Regions from separate parts of the Mus musculus genome. Here region 1 is linked to region 2. The links are chromatin contacts, found by POLR2A ChIA-PET in ENCODE. All regions are on one chromosome and are shown on one strand. Each heading gives the region's core, a stretch centred on a gene start or an enhancer-like site at or near the end of the contact. The rest is flanking DNA. Distances are from core to core; before and after follow the strand shown. Region 1 overlaps Fem1a (fem 1 homolog a). Region 2 holds the start of Chaf1a (chromatin assembly factor 1, subunit A (p150)).

The links. ChIA-PET counts read pairs that join two places held with the same protein, here RNA polymerase II (POLR2A).
Region 1: POLR2A ChIA-PET joins it to region 2 with 17 read pairs in embryonic stem cell. The contact joins the enhancer-like site here to the promoter of Chaf1a in region 2. POLR2A ChIA-PET finds 5 or more read pairs at or near these places in 3 of 5 experiments (Patski and embryonic stem cell).

Annotation. Positions count from the first base shown.
Region 1 is chr17:56,258,753-56,262,547 of GRCm38, reverse strand. Fem1a (fem 1 homolog a) reads right to left here. Exons shown (of 1, transcript NM_010192.4): 1 at 1-3,795. The coding sequence ends at 3,675. Among named protein-coding and RNA genes, the nearest start is that of Fem1a, 3.9 kb to the right of the region's middle. Within about 2 kb of position 1,272, at least 1 of the 3 ENCODE cell types and tissues checked has a DNase peak (open chromatin) inside an H3K27ac peak, as active enhancers do.
Region 2 is chr17:56,039,074-56,042,761 of GRCm38, reverse strand. Chaf1a (chromatin assembly factor 1, subunit A (p150)) reads right to left here and starts at 2,346. Exons shown (of 14, transcript NM_013733.3): 1 at 2,211-2,346. The coding sequence starts at 2,250.

The DNA.
Region 1 (3,795 bases), core at 23-2,522, 220 kb before region 2:
TCTTCTTCCTGAAGACTTAGGTCCACCACTCTTGCCCCAGGGGTTCTCAGATCCTTCACCAGATGTGGGCTGGTCAATGCCCACTTGTCAGGCTGGAATGCTGGCCAGCCCCGTGTCCACTGCTCTGTAGCTCTCACATTCTGACTTTTGTAGTCTCATAATTTTATTGCTGGTGATCCAGCCTCACTCATCCCAGTCATCTGCCACTACTGAGATTTTTTTTTTCTATAAGCAAACTTTACTGTTTTTAAAAAGTATTTTTCCCAGGGCTTGGGGTAGACCCCAGGGCTCCATGCTCACCAATGTTTACTGCTGACTGCACCCCAGGCCTGAAATAAACTTCTGGGGGGACCTCTGGAAATGGCAATGATTGTACAGCTCTGAGGATACTCTAAAAACCACTGATCTATAGATGTGAACACGGTCAGTTTTATAAACTGAGCACGCTGTCACATGGCAGTGATCTCAGCCAGGAGGCAGTTCAAGACCAGCTTGGACAACATGAAACTCTGCCTAAAGAGATTAAGAGCAAAGGGCTGGTGAGATGGCTCAGCAGTTAGCCCAGATTCCCAGAACCCACATCAGGTGGCTCACGTCCACTATAACTCCAGCTCCAGGGAGACGGACCTACGCGGCCTCTGCAGGCCCTGCGCTCAAATGCACACACCCCATCACATACACATTTTTGGGGGGCAGGGTCAAGACAGGGCTTGTCCTGGCTGTCCTGGAACTCTCTGTAGACCAGGCTGGCCTAGAACTTATAGAGACCCACCTGCCTCTGCCCGAGGCATGTACCATCACATCTGGCACACACACATAATTTTAAAAGCAAACAAGCAATTGGCTGTGAGGGAAGCACCCTGGGGAGGCAGTTCATGATCTAGGAAGGCTTCTGCAGGTCAGAGTCAATCAAGCTCACTTGGTATTTGTTGCTTGTTTTTGTCCATCTGCCTCTCGAGCTCAGGGACTGACGGTGTGTGACAGACAGCACATCTGGTTCAAGCTTGCTTCTTGACAGGATTTAACAAGTCATGAGGGCTGAGGGTGGGGAGCCCCTAGGGTGGCATCTCAAATGTGCAGAGCCAGGCCCACGTTCTCCTCTGCAGCCTTGCAAGTGCAGGCCAGACTCTGCCCCACACCTGCTGTGCTGTCTTTCATCCTGCTGGGCCCTCTGTAGATCTGACTGAGTGCCAAGTGAGGTGGTTCTGTGCTGGGCTATGTTTAACCTGGGGTCAGGACACTCCCTACTTAGAAATACCAGACACTGGTACAGCCATGTGGCACCACAGGAACGGGCTGTGCTATCTACATGAATAGAGACCAGAGAACCAGCCAGAGCTGGTTAGGGGCATGTCTCCCGCCCTTGCTCCCAGTCTAATCTGCCCACTTGCTATGGTATTGAGGGGTTAAACTGGAGTCTCACAGGCACTTACCACTGAGCCGTCTCTCCTGCACTAATCTTTTTGTTTTTTGGGGGGGGAGGGTGAGGGGGGAGTCTAAGTAGTTATACCTATCCTAGAACTACGTAGACCAAGATGACCTTAAACTCAGAAAGAGTCACCTGCCTCTGCCTCTAGAACACACCCACAATACCCTGCTTTAGTCTTTAAAATCACTGCAGCCCATTCACAGGCTACTGTAATTGGCTAAAGAGTACACAGGTGACACAGGCCTGTTCAATTACAGGTAGCATAGAGTTAAGGCTGGGTGGGCCCTGTGGTGGCTTGGCAGGAATCTGTTCTTTGATCCTGCTGTTCCACCTAGGAAGAACCTGGCTGGAGGCAGCCTCTGGGACCCGCTGTATTAACCCTCCCAGAAGAATGTTCAGGCCCCAGGTCAAATTTCCTAATTCTGACAGCATGAAGAACATGGGGTTCAAACAATTGTTCCTCTTAAATTTGAGGTCGGAAGTCAGTGGTTATGGAAGGACCCATGAGATATATGTTCAAGGTGCTGAGGTAGGGGAGTGGATCTAAACATGTCAGCCACTGAGACAGAGGGTTTGAGTCTGATATTTTCTCATGTGCTCTGTGTCCCTCCCCAGGCACACCATTAGTGTAACCTCTCTGAACTTGCTCCACCTGAGATACCTGAATGGTACTGGTTCCATCAGAAGGCAGCTGCTGTGAACCAGGTGGTACATTTGAGCACGTGGGGTGCAGCAGGGACTCAGTAAATGCTCACTAGTGCTACACTTCATAGGAGACAGTTTTGAGAGGGTAGGGAGTCTTAAAATACTCTTATTACAATACCCCCAGGCTATTCTTGAACTTACTGTCTACTCCCGTGGCCTCCAACTTATGATCCTCCTGCCTCAGCCCTGGAAGTGCTAAGATGTTGGGTGTGTGCCACCACGCATGCTTGACAGGCACTCACCTGGCTCCCGCTCTACCTAGCTACATTAAATAACAGCTAGGCAGACATCTTCACATACCTGCATTTTAATCCATAAATATCAGTGCCAAGACTCAAAGGGGTTCATGTTTGCCCTGAGCTTTGGCAGGGTGGAGCAGCGAGACCCTGCCCAGTAAGGCCTAAAGTTTGCTTATACAGAGAATCTACCTAGCACTGCAATCACACACTGACGGTCCTCAAGGGACAGTTTATGTGGCTTAAATGGCTGAGGGAGGGACTGGCCCCTCTACACATGACTTCCTATCCATGTAGCTGGCTTCTACGGCCGGGGATGAGTACCTCCTGCTTTGGCCTAATCCAGGGTGAACCACTCACCACATATGATGGAATCGAGAGCTGGTGGAGTCATAGGCAGCTGTTCAGTAACTTTTTGTGGTTCTGGGGCTGCACACAGGGTCTCACGTGGGCCAAGCTAGTACCACATGGGTCCATCGCTACCCTGGCTGGCAGCCCCCCACCTTCCCCTATCTTGGTTAGAAGCCCATCCCCAGAAGTTATTGGGATACCGGGGACTCCTCAACAAAAGAGGGGTCAGGTCCTCAGCGATGAAGGTGACAGTGTGACAAGTGTGGCACAGATGTGAACCTGGTGGCCAGGTGGCCTGGTCACCATCTGCCTGGCAGTTCCAGCTGTGTCCCAAGGTTGGGAACTGTCTGTCCATCCAGAGGGCGGGACAGAAGGCACCAGTGTCTGCCTGGCTGTGGCTCTTGCAACTGGCTCTGGGCTTTCTTGGGAGATAGTCCTCTCTCTAATCAGCACAGAACTGAGGAGGCTTCCCAGGATCTTGGTCACAGATCTGCACACACAGTTCATGCTGTTCTCAGCTGTGGCCACTGCAAAATACTGGCAACTCTCAACTCAGTCATTACTAAGTCCAACAAACAGAAACCAGTGAAAACAGACAGAAAAACCCTCACAACATGGGCTCCAGGCTGCTGCCCATCTGCTTAGAAAAGGAAAAACCAAATGCAAACATCTAGGTGGTCAGTGCCCACCACAGGAAGGAGACAGCTTTGCTCACTGCAGGACTCTAGGACAGTGCAGAGGCCTCCAGACCCAGACAGAAGCATGCCACTGGGGAGGCTCAGGCATCCGGGTTTTTGTTTTTGCACTTCCACAGAAAAAAAGACCGTCTTCCTACCATGTGACCCTGAAGGCTTCTAGAATCAGCAGCTGGGTTCACTCCAGCAGGCCATAGGGCCTGGATGCTTCTGCTTGGAGGAGTAAGGCCCAAGTGGGCACCAACAGCTGGGCTAGGCTCAATGCAACTGGATGAAGGCCTCCAGCTCCTCTGGGATGAAGCCCTTATAAGGGACCTTGTTCCTGTCCAGGGCACGGGCAGCTAGGCACTGCAGTGTCACATAATTGAAAGGCTGCACG
Region 2 (3,688 bases), core at 1,097-3,596:
TTCACACAGACACAGTGAGTGTGACTGGACAAATGGATCAGAAACTAAAAGCACTTGCTGTTCTGATCCCAGATCCAACAGTTCATAACCAACCACCGAAAGTCTAGCACCAAGGGATCCAGTGCCCTCTCTGGCTTCCATGGGCACCTAGCTCATGTGCATAGACATACACAGACACATAACAAGAAATAAATCTTTAAGTAAACAAAACCAATTTTTTTAAGTGAAGGTATCCTACTCTTAAATAGATGAAATGAATAAATTTCGTTGCAGAATCTGTACTCATGTCAAGACACAATAAAGAACCTGGGGTTGGGCTCAATGGGTAGCATGCTGACCTAACATGTAGGAGTGTCTAAGTTCCATCCTAGCCTTGCATAAACTAGGGCATGTTAACACTTGGAGTTAGAGGCTTGCCTGGGCTACATGGGGACCTGGTCTAAAACTAATAACTACAAAAAAGAAACAAATTAAAGACCTCATGAAAGAGATTATCTCCCACTAAAATGAATTTAAAGTCGCAAGAATAAGTAAGCACATTAAAACCCATGTATATTAGACCATAAATAGAGCCTGTCTTTTTGTTTGTTTTGAGACTCTCTACATAGTCTTGATTGTCTTGAACTTGCTATGTAGATCAGGCCGGCCTCAAACTCAGAGATCCACTTGCATCTGCCTCTGAGTGCTGCTGGGATTAAAGGTGTGTGCCACCACACCCAGATGAGAACCTGCCATAGGTAAATGCCTTGGGTGCATAGAAACTCCATCAGTAATTTGGGGTGAATTCCCATACATTTTGCTAATGTTGCATGCAATTCAGACTTAAGCTTTCCTACAACCTCAGCTATCCAGAGTAGAAACAGCCCAGGCACACCAACTTAGAGACTCGGACCCCCAGAACACTCTCCCTTCTTCTCATTTGAATGGAAGGTAACATCACCTCAATTTTCTATTTTAAAAAAAAAAGCCACCCCCCCCCGAAGGACACTTTTTTCTTTAAAAGTTTTATTCCACTTTAATTAATTTATTGGATACAGGCTTGTGGAATTGATTCTCTTCTTCCCAGGATACAATTCAGGTGGTCAGAGGCCAGATCAACCTGAAATTCATCATCCTCCTGCCTCAGCTTCTAGGATGCTGAACTGCAGGTATGAACTGCTACACCAAACTGGTCTTTATTGCCAGAGCAATAGTGTCGGTTTTAAACGTTCCACCTTGGTTAAATAAAAACAATGCTCCATGAGAGTCCAGGAATTGTACGACTATTAATGCCCACATAAAATTCTCAAGCCAGTCAGAACAACAGCTCCAGCCTTCCTGGAATACCAGGCTGTGAAGGGTGTGTGTGTGTGTGTGTGTGTGTGTGTGTGTGTGTGTGTGTGTGTGTATCTTTGATGATCAGAACTGTAAAAGGGGCCAGAGTTATCCCAGAAGTGGATGGAGATTGAGGATGCGGCTCTCCATCCTGAAATTGGCCATCCCCAATTCCCCTCATCTCCGAGCTTGCAGACTAGTGTAATGTACCCAGAAGGGCTGTCTAGTCAGTGGTGCTCAATTGGAGAAATCTTAGTCTATCAGGACCGACCTCGTCTTTTCCAGCCCCTCAATCGTTCAACACACACTGGGGATACAATTTAGCGGGGAATAGGCACCCCACATTTCGGGAAGCCTACCGCATGCTACAAAGACTCCTAACACGTACCCGACTGGTCCATACCACACTCACAAAGGGCCCCTTTTCGGGACCCAGAAAGGGTTCCTGGCTATGCTTTAACCACCCAAACCGACCTTCCTGGACTAGCCCTGCCCCGCAGAGTTGCTGCTACTCTGGTGTCCAGAGCTCAAGTGAGCACGGGCCTCAATTTCCCCGCCCATTGCAAAGGTCCGAACTGCTCTGGAATTCACAAACGCACTTAATAACTTGTACGACTGACTTTTCTTCTCCTTGCCCTCAGTTTCTCCACTTGCTGCTACAAGATCCAATTGATTTCAAGAGGACACAAGCACTCAGGATCCATCAAATCCAACTCGGGGCCTCGGTTTCCCCATTTACTCCAGCTATTTAGGCGACACAAGATGCCTTCGGGAGCTTGCGAAGCTGACTCTTCCCCCTCCCCGAGGCCTCAGTTTCCTAAGAGCCCTCCCTTCTCCTGGTCTCCGCCCCGAGGCCACTTAGGCTTGGATCCGCTCCTTTAGGCAGTTTCACCCACCCGCGGCTGTCCGCGTCGCGGCCTCCGGCTCCTCCAACATCTCCGCGACGGCGGCGGCGGCGGCGGCGGCGGCGGCGGCGGCGGCGGCTCAGGCTTCAGTCGGGCGGCCAGGCTGCACACTCCGCCTCCCACCGGTGTCACTTCTGCTGCCGCCGCGGCCGCCGCGCTCGTATTTGGCGGGAACCGCGGCAACCACCGCGGCCCGCGCGCCGATTGGAGGAGCTTGCGTCACGTGACACCTCAGCCTCCGGAAAAAGAGGTGCACTCAGTACGTCCTCGCGAGAACTTCGGTTTATGTGCTAGAAAATCCCGCGGGAGGCGGATGAAGGCTCCTTTCCGGCGGTTCAGGAGCTGCTGGGAAGATCTGCATTTCTATTGATCCTAAGAAATGTCAATCTAAAATATCAGCGTTTGCACACCCCCCACACCCCTTTTATTGGCTATATGCGTTCCAGGAGGTGGGAAGGGTACGTTTAGATTAGTAGTGACAACTTGAAATTACCCATTGGAAGAGTAATGGGAATTAAGGTATAATAGTGACGGGTTGAAAGTAGCCATTGTAATTAGAGAATTACTTCCTTTAATTTTATTTCTTGCATTAATTTCTCTTTTAACTATAATTTTTTTTCGAGACAGGGTTTCTCTTTGTAGCCCTGGCTGTCCTGGAACTCACTCTGTAGACCAGGCTGGCCTTGAACTCAGAAATCTGCCTACCTCTGTCTCCCAAGTGCTGGGATTAAAGGCGTGTGCCACCATTGCCCGGATATAAACTCTTTCTAAAAATGTTACAGCTGGGCATTTCATTTTTGAAATGATGAACCACTTTTTAATAAATTAACAATTTGCTTTATTTTAAAATTAGGAATGTTTTTCTATTGTAAAATTATAAATCTTTTCAACCATATATTCCTTCTTTTCGTGTAAATTACTTTGAAGAATATTAAATGAAAAAAATTGAGTCTGGTGCTTCATGCTTTTAATCCTAGTACTTGGGATTTACAAGCAGGTGGATCTCTGAGTTCGAGGACAACCTGATCTACATAGCAAGATCCAAGACAGCCAGTGATACGATGTATAAAAAAATGTTTTTCAGCCGGCCTTTAATCCCAGCACTCTGGAGGCAGAGGCAGGTGGATTTCTGAGTTTGAGGCCAGCCTGGTCTGCAGAGTGAGTTCCAGGACAGCCTGGGCTATACAGAGAAACCCTGTCTCAAAAACAACAACAACAACAAAAGAATAATTGCCTCTGTCTTTTGTTTTTGTTTTTAATTTTAAGACAGAATCTCACTATGTAGCCTTGCTGATCTGGAACCCAATCACTAGTTTCTAAATCTTTTCTTGTTGTTGTTGCTGCTGTTGTTAGGTGGAGGAAGAAACCTTTCTTTATCTGCAAACAGCTCGAATGCCTGCAACAGTTTTCTTGAAGCTGTGGCTAGTAAGTGGGTTATTTAGCTAATGAATTAGTTGTATGAATTGCTT